Linked DNA regions of Mus musculus: region 1 is linked to region 2. A link is a loop called in an ENCODE intact Hi-C map of the cell type or tissue named here. Cell type or tissue: gastrocnemius. All regions are shown on one strand.

The links. Hi-C counts contacts between places; a loop is a spot of excess contacts. Peaks named below come from ENCODE experiments on the same cell type or tissue, not always from the same donor. Only the 100,000 strongest peaks of a DNase experiment are listed, where the experiment ranks them.
Region 1: it touches region 2 in a loop (7-fold over the local background); 30 of 42 quality-filtered maps call a loop at or near these places.

The regions. Positions count from the first base shown.
Region 1 is chr2:164,514,972-164,519,971 of GRCm38, reverse strand. No RefSeq gene overlaps it. Among named protein-coding and RNA genes, the nearest start is that of Pigt, 20 kb to the right of the region's middle. In gastrocnemius, a CTCF peak has its summit at 1,930 (motif pointing right); a DNase peak (open chromatin) is centred at 1,942.
Region 2 is chr2:164,415,245-164,420,244 of GRCm38, reverse strand. Rbpjl (recombination signal binding protein for immunoglobulin kappa J region-like) reads right to left here. Exons shown (of 12, transcript NM_009036.1): 12 at 4,797-5,000. Among named protein-coding and RNA genes, the nearest start is that of Matn4, 13 kb to the right of the region's middle. In gastrocnemius, a CTCF peak has its summit at 2,870 (motif pointing left); DNase peaks (open chromatin) are centred at 1,701 and 2,856; H3K27ac peaks cover 257 bases.

The DNA.
Region 1 (5,000 bases), 100 kb before region 2:
GACTACACAGAGAAACCCTGTCTCGAGAAACCAAAAAAAAAAAAAAAAAAAAAAAAGAAAGAAAGAAAGGAAGGAAGGAAGGAAGGAAGGAAGGAAGAAAATTACCTTATTATAGAGCCAACAATACAGATTTGGGATACCCCAAACTCCATGATCCAACTGTTACAAGGCAAGCCCACCAGAGACTACCATATGGACACTCTTTTTTAAAGATTTATTTTATGTATATGAGTACACTGTAGCTGTACTGATGGTTGTGAGCCACCATGTGGTTGCTGGGATTTGAACTCAGGACCTTCAGAAGAACAGTCAGTGCTCTTAATTGTTGAGCCATCCCTCCAGCCCCCATATGGACACTCTTAAAGCTGAAAAGTAGTCTTTATTGCTGGCTGGCAGCTGCACAAACCACTTGCCCAAACCATGCAGCCCGACTCTAACAGCCCTTGCTGGGTCTTTTATGCACAACATTACATCATCCAGGTTGTCACACTTCAGCCAGCCAGAAAGCAAGGTTAGTTCTTTTAGGGACTTTTCTGAACAATGAGCCAGGTCTTTGATGGATTAGGTCTTTGTTCCGACTTTGGCAGGTTTGGGAGGCCTATGTGCTAGGTTTTAAGATCAGTATGGCGCCTCTACTATGGTGTCAGTTGTGCTAAGTTCTGGGGGCCAGTCACAGAATGTGGTAACCGTCCGATGACGTTTTTATAGCAACAGAACAAACAAAGTCATAAATCAAAGCACTTGCAAAGGCATTGGTAAGAACACTAGGTAAGGGGGTCACGGCAAAGCAGGGGAAACCACATAGGCCTCAGATGCTATCAGCTGCCATTCTTTGCCCTTTGGTTGGTTGGAAGCTAAGGTAGAGATCTATTCATACATTCCAAAGGATTTACCTAATGGTCACAAAGTTGTTAAGTCATATGCAGAGGAGTATAATGAACGGCCATAAAGGGAGCAAAAAGATGCCCCAGGATAGCTTGATTCTGGACTCGCCACATTCCAACTGCTCCACATCACTGCGGCTCTGAGCAGCTCATCAGCCTTGCAGAAGGCTCCAAGGAACGTGCAGTTCTTTCCAGGAACTGTCATTCACAGTATTAAAAAAAAAAATGGTAGATAAGACAGCCCAAGTGGTCAGTCACAGTGGGGTTGCCACTGTGAGCTGAGCATTCTGGGTCACTCTGGGAAATGTAACTTCTTTCTCTTCTCCCAAAGTCTGGCCCTGCCTTCCTTGGGTTTCCTCGCTGTTTCTCTGAAGCTACCCCCCACCCCCACCTCCATCCAGGAGGTTGCTTTCAAGCCCTGTGATTTTTTTCTTTCCTCCATCTCCCTCCTCTGGGCAGCTGCCAAGGTTTACAGCTTGCTTGCCTGGTGTTCGTCTCAAACGCGAATAAAAATTGTCCTGGAGCTTTAGAAAGAAAGAGAAAAGACAGTCAAGTGGACCTGGAGTCTTGGCAGATTAGTGTCTTGGGGCCTGAGCCTCTGAGCTTACAAAATGGGGTTTATAAAAGCAACACTCACCCATCCCCACCCCCTGAATATTAAAACAGGTATTTGAGACTACAGAACACAGAGGGCTGCAGTTGAAAACGATAAATAATTCACAGCTCCCAAGAGAAAAGTTTGGATCTTACCGCAGGCCAACACAGCAAATCCCTCTTTTCTCTGCCGGCCTGATGAGGAAACCTAAGGCACAGAAAGCCAGCGCGGTTTTCAGAGCGGGGATACTTCCACCTCTTCCCTTAGCCTCAGAGCCGCCAACCAACCTGCTTCGGATGGAAAGAATGAGGTGTCTACCAAAGTTGGGGAACCGAGGCTGCGGAGATGGGCTGCAGCCAGCTCAAGCACTCCTCTGATGGCAGAGGAGCCCCACTTGGTGCTGGTTGACAGCCTCTGGTCCCCTCAGTGGGTCCTGCAAAGCCTGAGGGGACTGCCATTCCCCAGTCTGACCAGGAGGGGGCGACAAACCCCACCCCGCATTAGAAAGCCCCGTGAGGAGATTGTAACTTGCAGAGAGGAGAATCCACCCAGCCTCTTAGGTCCTGACTGTTTAGTGGGCTTCCTGTGAATCTTATTGGACGACATTACACACACACACACACACACACACACACACACACACACACACACACACACACACGCAAAAATCTCATAGAGACGGGCTCACCTCCATTTTCAGGTCCCTCTGAGTATGGGGGGGGGGGAACTGTTAAAAATCTTCAAAGCAGGGGTGAGGTGGGGAGGGGCTGGGGAGGTGGAGAGAGGGCTCAGACTTTGGTTGGGATCCACACACATAACTGTCCAGCTCCAAGGATCTGACTCCCTCTTCTGGCCTCTGTGAGCAAAGCACTCACAGGCACACTCTTTAAAAAACAAAAGCAAAAAACAAACAACAAAAGAAAACAGATCCTTAACAAATTTAAAGATTCTTTAAAATACTTGATTATTAACATAGAGGACTACAAAATATACCCTCAAGATCTTTATAGAGAAGAGCGGTGTACCTAAATGGAGGAGTATACACTTAGTATGTTTAAGGGCCTGGTTTGGTCCCTAGAATTTAAAAACTAGCAATAATCTTTAGAAAGTTCTCTTTCTTCCTTCCTTTCTTCCTTTCTTCCTTCCTTTCTTCCTTCCTTTCTTTCTTTCTTTCTTTCTTTCTTTCTTTCTTTCTTTCTATTTATTTATTTGCTTTTCAGTTCCCTTTATTGGACTGCTCCCGTCTCCCATTCACTCTGCATCACCAACTCAGTATCCCAAGGCACCAGGTGCTCAAAGGCCACTGCAGCGTGCACCTGGCTCTGCACTTCCTCCCAGACCACAAGATTATAAGAGCACCCCTCACACACCCAGGGGCTCCTATTACAGAGATAAAAAGGTTCTTGCCAGGAATACCTACGTGTGGCCTCCTCTGGCTGCATAGCTTTCTCAGAGCACAGAGGCCCCAAGATATTCAGAATTTGGTCCCATGTCAGATCAGTGCTCGGAACGAAAGGTGAACACAGTATAGCTATCACGGGAAAGTCCCTAAGCAGAGGAAAGTGTCCGTTTATCGAGTACAAAATGATGAATCCTTAGAAAATCACAGCCGCTGTCACCGTTCAATCTTTCAATGTCTCAGCTGAGATAAAATGATACAGGCTTGTGTTTCCCCCGGGGCTACAAGTTTGGACTGAATGATTCAAAGTGGAAGGAAATGCCTGTGAAAAATTTGGCCCACAGCCCAAAGCAGCCAACTGAAGAAATGAACACTGAAGAGGCTCAGCCCAGACAAGGCACCACAGGGAGAAGGCACGCCGTGGAATGCCCTCTGTAGTGCCTCATCTTTCAAAGCACTCAGGGAAGGGTTGCGTTTGGCTCACAGTTTGAAGGGATGCAGTCCGTCAGGATGGGGGAGGCATGGCGGGAGTGAGAAGTGGCTGATCACATGGGGTTTAGTCAGGAAGCAGAACTGCTGCTGGTGCTCGGCTCCCGTTCTCCTGTCTACCCCATGGAGGACCCCAGCCCTTGTCATAGTGCCACCCTAGGCCATCCTGCTTCAGTTAAGCCTCTCTGAAGATGCCCTCACTGACACCACTGATCCGTCTAGAGGTGTGTCTCCTAGGTGACTCTAAATCCCACCAAGCTGAGACTCACACCCCTTTTCCAGAGTGCCTTTAAGCTACAGAGCAGCCTGCAGAAGCAGCCATCAGACTGCGCTCTGGGGCAGGCATGAGAACAGCAGACCTCAGATTCAGGACAGGGACATCACAGGGAACATGTTGACACCAGTTGGAATAAGGAAGAGGCCAGGGTAGCACTGTCCGTACCGAGCATGAGTCTGGTGAGTGGAAACCATAGAACAGATCTGTACCAGCTCACAGCTGGGGCTTTGGCTAATGCCGGTCAGTATGGCCAGAGCCTTTAAAATAAGTACGGCCATTCATGCAAGACAATAAACACGTTGTTTCAAAATTAATTAAATAAACCAAACACAAAGAGCTGCTTTTTCTCCCGGGGATGTTGAGACAACTGGATGGGAGGCTCTGGATGGAGACCAACAATAACAGAAGGGCAGGAGGCGTCCTGTCGTCCCTCAGGACCTTGCTGTTATCCTGTCTTCCCTCTGGGGCCTATCTATCCCACTCACTTTGCAGACAGGAAAACTGAGGCCCCAAGAAGTCACTTACCATTTCCAACCTCATCTACAATAGTGAGTCTGAAGACTGGCTCGCTGGAGGAGGCTGGCATTATGAAATTTGTTCAGAAGCCATCACAAGCTCCTCCAAAGGCAGTGACCCCACCTCCAGGACAAGGAGTCCCGTTCCTCTGGCTCAGCTCGCATCCCTTGCTCATCTAGAAAACGCAAAGCGAGATTCTTCCCAGAGGCCCGGGGGTATCGGGCCACTTCTTCTTCTGCGGCAGGTGTATATTCCAGGCCCCAATCCAGGCGTGGAACTATGAGCCACTGATATCCCAGAATTCAGCAGCTTGTCTTCTGCCTGGTGGTTGTGATCCTGCCTCAGCCTGCTGAGTAGCTGGGATTTTCAGGTCTCTATCCGGCTTGTATTTGGATTTAAAACTAGTTCCTCAACTAATAGGTTTTATGATTTTTGTAAAATCAACAAACTTTTCTCTGAAGGTCAGTTTCTTCTTTTGTGGAAATAATATGTCCTCTGGAGGGCTAGTTAGATAATGCAAAGTATGGTCTAGGCCAAAGCTTGACAAAGACAAGGGGCTCAGAAAGAAAAATTAACCAGTAGGTTTAAAAAAAAAAAAAAAAGACAAGGAAAGGAAAGGCAAACAAAGCATGGGTTGGGGCGGGGTGGGGCAGGGTAGGGCAGCTGGAGAGAAGGTTCAGCAGTCAGCATTGGCCTGCTCCTGCAGAGGACCAGAGTTCAGGGTTCAGCGCCCACTTGGCAGTTCACAATGTGTTCACAATAGGATCTCCAGTTCCAGAGTATACAACATCCTTTTCTGGCCTTGAACACGGCATGCATCCAGTATACACATCTGCATGC
Region 2 (5,000 bases):
GTGTGTGTGTGTGACTGTGAATGAGTATGCATGAGCATTAGTACCTCTGAAGGCCTGAGATATTATATTCCCCAGAATTGCAGAATTGGAGTTACTGAGCTATGTGAGGTAAGCACTGGCAAAGGAACCTGTGTCCTCTGAAAGAGCAGCTGGTGCTCTCTAACCCCTGAGCCATCCATCTCTCCAGGCCCCTCACTCTCTTCTCTTGATGTGGGTAGGATTAACATATTATGTAGGGTGCTGCTGGGTTTATAATAGGTTACATTACATAACACAGGTACAGGATTAAGCAGATGTGTTAATGGCCACAATTAGTTGATTCATGAGAAAAAGAAAGAAAGAAAGAAAGAAAGAAAGAAAGAAAGAAAGAAAGAAAGAAAGAAAGAAAGAATCCTTGTGGATCTGACTTAGTCAGTTGGCCTCAGCAAAGCAAGGTGCTGTGAGTTCAGTAGCTTCAAGAAATTAAATTTGCAAACAGTCATTTGAACCTAGAGCATGAGTCCTGGGAAACCCTAAGCAGACCAGTTAGGCTGCACTTGGACTCCTTGGAAACGGCAGACAATGTATATGTGTTGTTGTAACCTGATACTTTGTGGTGATTTGTTGTGTAACAGACACCAGCACAGAGAGGTCGTTTACCTCCTGTGGGCTATTGTTTTTCCTAGCTAATAGGAGAATATTCTCTACTTTAGAAGGTGTTTGAGTCGGCTAACCATGGTGGTACATGCCTTTGATCCTAGCACTGGAAAGGCAGAGGTGGGGGGCGGGGGGGGGGGAATCTCTTAAGTGTTCCTGGCCAGCCTGGGCTATGTAGTGAGATCCTGCCTCCACCTCCCCACCCATAAACAAACAAAAACTAAGAGCAGTGGCTGCAGCTAGCCCATAGGTCGTGTGGAAAGGTCTTCTACACTGATTATTTTATTCTTCATGCCTCTTTATGAAGCGGAACCTAAGGTGCGTAAATCTTAAGTAACCCGAGGCCACCGAACTCACCTAGCAGACACACATGGCTCTGACCCTGGATCCAGCTACGATTAGGACAGCTTTCCTGCATCTTAAGGCACCGCTGAAAATGTGGGTGAGAGTGGAAAGAGTACGTATGAAACACATACAGTCTCTCCGAACTGGGCAAAACTGTGTGCAGAACTCCCAGTCGGACTACCAGCCAAAGTCAGGGAGAAAGGGCTCAAGGATGAACTCGGTTGGGAGGGGCGTCACCTCAGGGTGGGAGGGGCTTCACCTCTTTATTTTGACAAGGATTCCTCAGCCTGGCCTTTAACTCAAGATGACCTTGAATATTTTTGTCTATTTGTGGGGTTTTGTTTTTGTTGTTGCTGTTTATTGATACAGAATTTCTTTGTGTAGCCCTGGCTGTCCTGGAACTAGCTCTGTAGCCCAGGCCAGCCTGGAGCTCAGAGATCCACTTGCTTCTGCCTCCTAAATGCTGGGACTAAAGTCATGTGCAGCCACTGCCAGGCGACCTTGAATTTCTAATACCCTTAATTCTACCTCTTGAGTGCTGGGATCACAGGCACATGCCATCATGCCTGTTTGATGCAGATGGGGACCTGCACCTGGCTGTGTGCAGGCTAGGCAATTACTCTACCAAGTGAGTTACATCTCCAGCTCCCTGCCAGAATTCGCTTTAGCTGGGGTTAATCCATGAAGAACTCAATGGCGCAAGGCTTTGACTTGCCCAGAACTTTGCTTGCACCCCCATCCCCCAACCACCCCAGCAAGCAGCCAGCTGCAACAGGTGTTTGCCACTTCACCCATTCAGAGTATTATTGTACCACCATTAACCTTACTTTGTCCCTTGGGGTTTGGAACAGAGCCAAACTTGACTAGGGTTGGGGGGGGAGGGAGGGAAGGAAGAGGGGAAGGAGGGAGCCAGAGAGAGAGAGAGAGAGAGAGAGAGAGAGAGAGAGAGAGAGAGAGAGATTGATTTCACTTCACCTTTTTTTCTCTCTTGACATCTTCATGTTCTGTGCTCCCAGCCACCTGTACCTTTCCCAGGAACAGAAATGTCTTAAAATTGTACCATGTTATTTTAACTAATTTCTCTTTGTAGAAAACCTCAACAGAAATAGATGTCAGAGGACCCAAGGTCACAGCCTTTCTTGGTGGCAAGATTTCTAACTGGCGAGAGATGGGAACAGACTGGCGTCTTTGGTTTTGTCCTCACCCTGTCCCCCCCCTTATCCTGTCCCTCCTGCAGAACTCATGTTCCCACTGTAGCCTAGTGTGGAGAACCTCAGAGCCCAGACTGTGTATCAGTCAGGAGTGCAGGACTCAAAGCAAGGACAGGTTGTGTCATCAACCTGCCATGAGCTTCACCTCTCCTTGCTTGGAGCCTCAGTTTACCCAGAATGTGTCCTAGGGTAGTGACTCCCAGCTTTTGACTTTTTGTTGGCGTCATACAGGAGCATATGACAGAAGTCCAGATGCCCAGGACTCTCTACACAGATTTCAATCTATTTCCTTTTCCTTTTTCTTTTTGGCAAGGTCACTCTGACTATCCTGGAACTTATTACACGAACCAGGCTGGCCTTGGACTCAGAGAGATCTGCCTGCCTCTGCCTTCAGAGCGCTGGGACGAAATATGTTTGCCACCACACCTACTATAAAGATAGCTAACTTTTACAACTACCTTGCTGAGTCCAGTGAAGTAAGCAAACCCACAGGAGGGCTTTAGGAATTTTGTAAATTTCTTGGAGCTATGTGGAACTGAGCAAGTAAACCTCCAAGAACCCCAAGGCCACGGAAAAGATTATCTTGAAGGATTCCAATTGCTTTTTTTTTTCTTTCTTTCTTTCTTTTTTTTTTTTTTTAAAACAACCTCTTTTATGTTTGTGAGGGGAACAGTGCCACCTGGTGGCTTTCCTTTGCACTTGCAAGCCATCATTAGCTGGCAAAGCAATGGAATTCCTTAAACAAGGAGTTAACAGAGAGATAAACAAACAAAAAGTACATGGTAAACTTACTTTCATATGAACCTCACGGCCTAGTGGTAGCAACTCATACAGGAGGCAGAATAGAAGGCAGAAACCTGTGGCCAGGGATCTGTAAAGCCTTTAGAATAGATCTGGCCTGAGTTCACCATCTCCTGTCTCTGATAGAAATTACTGGTGAGATTTAAACAAGCGGCTGGTGAATTTTCACTTTACACTGGAAAACTGGGAAATCCTGTGACATTCTCCTAGCTCTGGAAGGCAGAGTAGTCGTGTGGTACAAGGGGGAACTATTTTGCTGTGGAAGAAGAGATAGGGTCCCCAAACCTTGGGGATGGGATTGCAAGTTAGAGAGGCAGATAGAAGAGTCAATGGCAGGAAGAAGATGGAGAGAGAAGGATTTGACGCCAGCGGACTCAGACCCTGGTCAAGAAATCCTTCACAGATCAGGCCTGCAGCTGGAACTCAAAATAGGGCAAAGTTAAAGTTTTGGGCTCAGACTCTTAGGTGGGGCCATTGGTTATAAGGTCTCCTGAGAGGTAACAAAGAGCACAGGATGCAGGCCTGGGCTCGGGATGCACCCCTCGAGGCACAGCATGGTCCCTTCCTTTGCTTCCTTCTTGTGTCAATGTCACCATGGAATGATGACACAAACTACATGAGGCGGGTACTTCATGTCGGGGACACAGCTCATCAGAAATGTGCCCTGCATTGTTCAGCCAAGATTCATAGTCTAGGGCCACAGAAACAAGCTTCTTCTAGGCCTTTTGTGGTCAATTCCAGCTTGTCAATAGCAGACGACAGAAATCAGTGAAGAAAACAACACCAATCCAGAAAAAGAAAAATCATTGGAGACTCTATGAAGTCTTTGTTTGTTTGAGGCAGGGTTTCTCTGTGTAGCTCTGGCTGTCCTGGAACTCACTCTGTAGATTAGGCTGGCCTCAAACTCAGAGACTGGCCTCTTGAACACTGGGATCAAAGGTGTGCGCCACCCCTGCCCTGCCACTCTATGAAGTCTTATGAATGAATTTATTTCTGGTTTCATAGGGGACTTTCTACATTTGGGGGCCGGATGGGGGTCGGAGGGGGGTTACAGGAAATGAACTCTTCCTCCTGGGCTAAGGAAAGTTCCAGATCGTTAGGGCTTTGAACCCACATTTCAGATGAAATCTGTCATGGTCAGGGTGTTATGGCTGTAGACCAACCTCATATTTCAAATCAATACTTCCTACCAGGCAAGACCAGAGACTGACATCCATTCTACCTATGTCTTTGGTTTTCATAGCCCAAGCCAGGATCCTGCCAGTTTCCTTTTCCTTAGAAGCACAGAGTAAGCAGGGTAAGGCTGACCAGAGCCGGGTGTAGCTCCAGCATGGGTCCCACATTCAGAGGTTTATTTCTCAGTTGTCTGATTTCTGAGTTGTCTCATTGTCCTGTTGTCTCATGACTTCTGTCTGCCTTGACGTGGGAAAGATATGTTCTGAAGAGGCCCTATGTTTGTCTCTGACTCTGCAGTGTTTTCTTGTTTGGTGTGGTGGTTTGAATATATTTGGCCAAGGGAGTGGCACTGTGAGGAGGTGTGGCACTGTGAGGAGGTGTGGCCTTGTTCTAGTAGGTGTGGTTTTGTTGGAGTAGGTGTGTCACTGTGGGTGTGGCCTTTAAGACCCTCATCCTAGCTGCCTGGAAGCCAGTCTTCTCCTAGCAGCCTTCAGATGAAGATGTAGAACTCTCAGCTCCACCTGCACCATGCCTGCCTGGATGCTGCCATGCTCACACCTTGATGATAATGGACTGAACCTCTGAACTTGTAAGCCAGCCCTAGTTAAATGTTGTTATAAGAGTTGCCTTGGTCATGGTGTCTGTTCACAGCAGTAAAACCCTAACTAACTAAGATACTTGGCATGGGGGTATAGCTAGTTGCTGGCTGCCAAGGTAGCCTCTAGGCTTAGGGTATCTGCTGCCTTAGAACCCCATTTCTTCTCCGCAGAGAGTCATAAAGGTGCCAGCTCCATCAGACTCTGGTTTGGATGGAATCCGGGGAGCACTCAG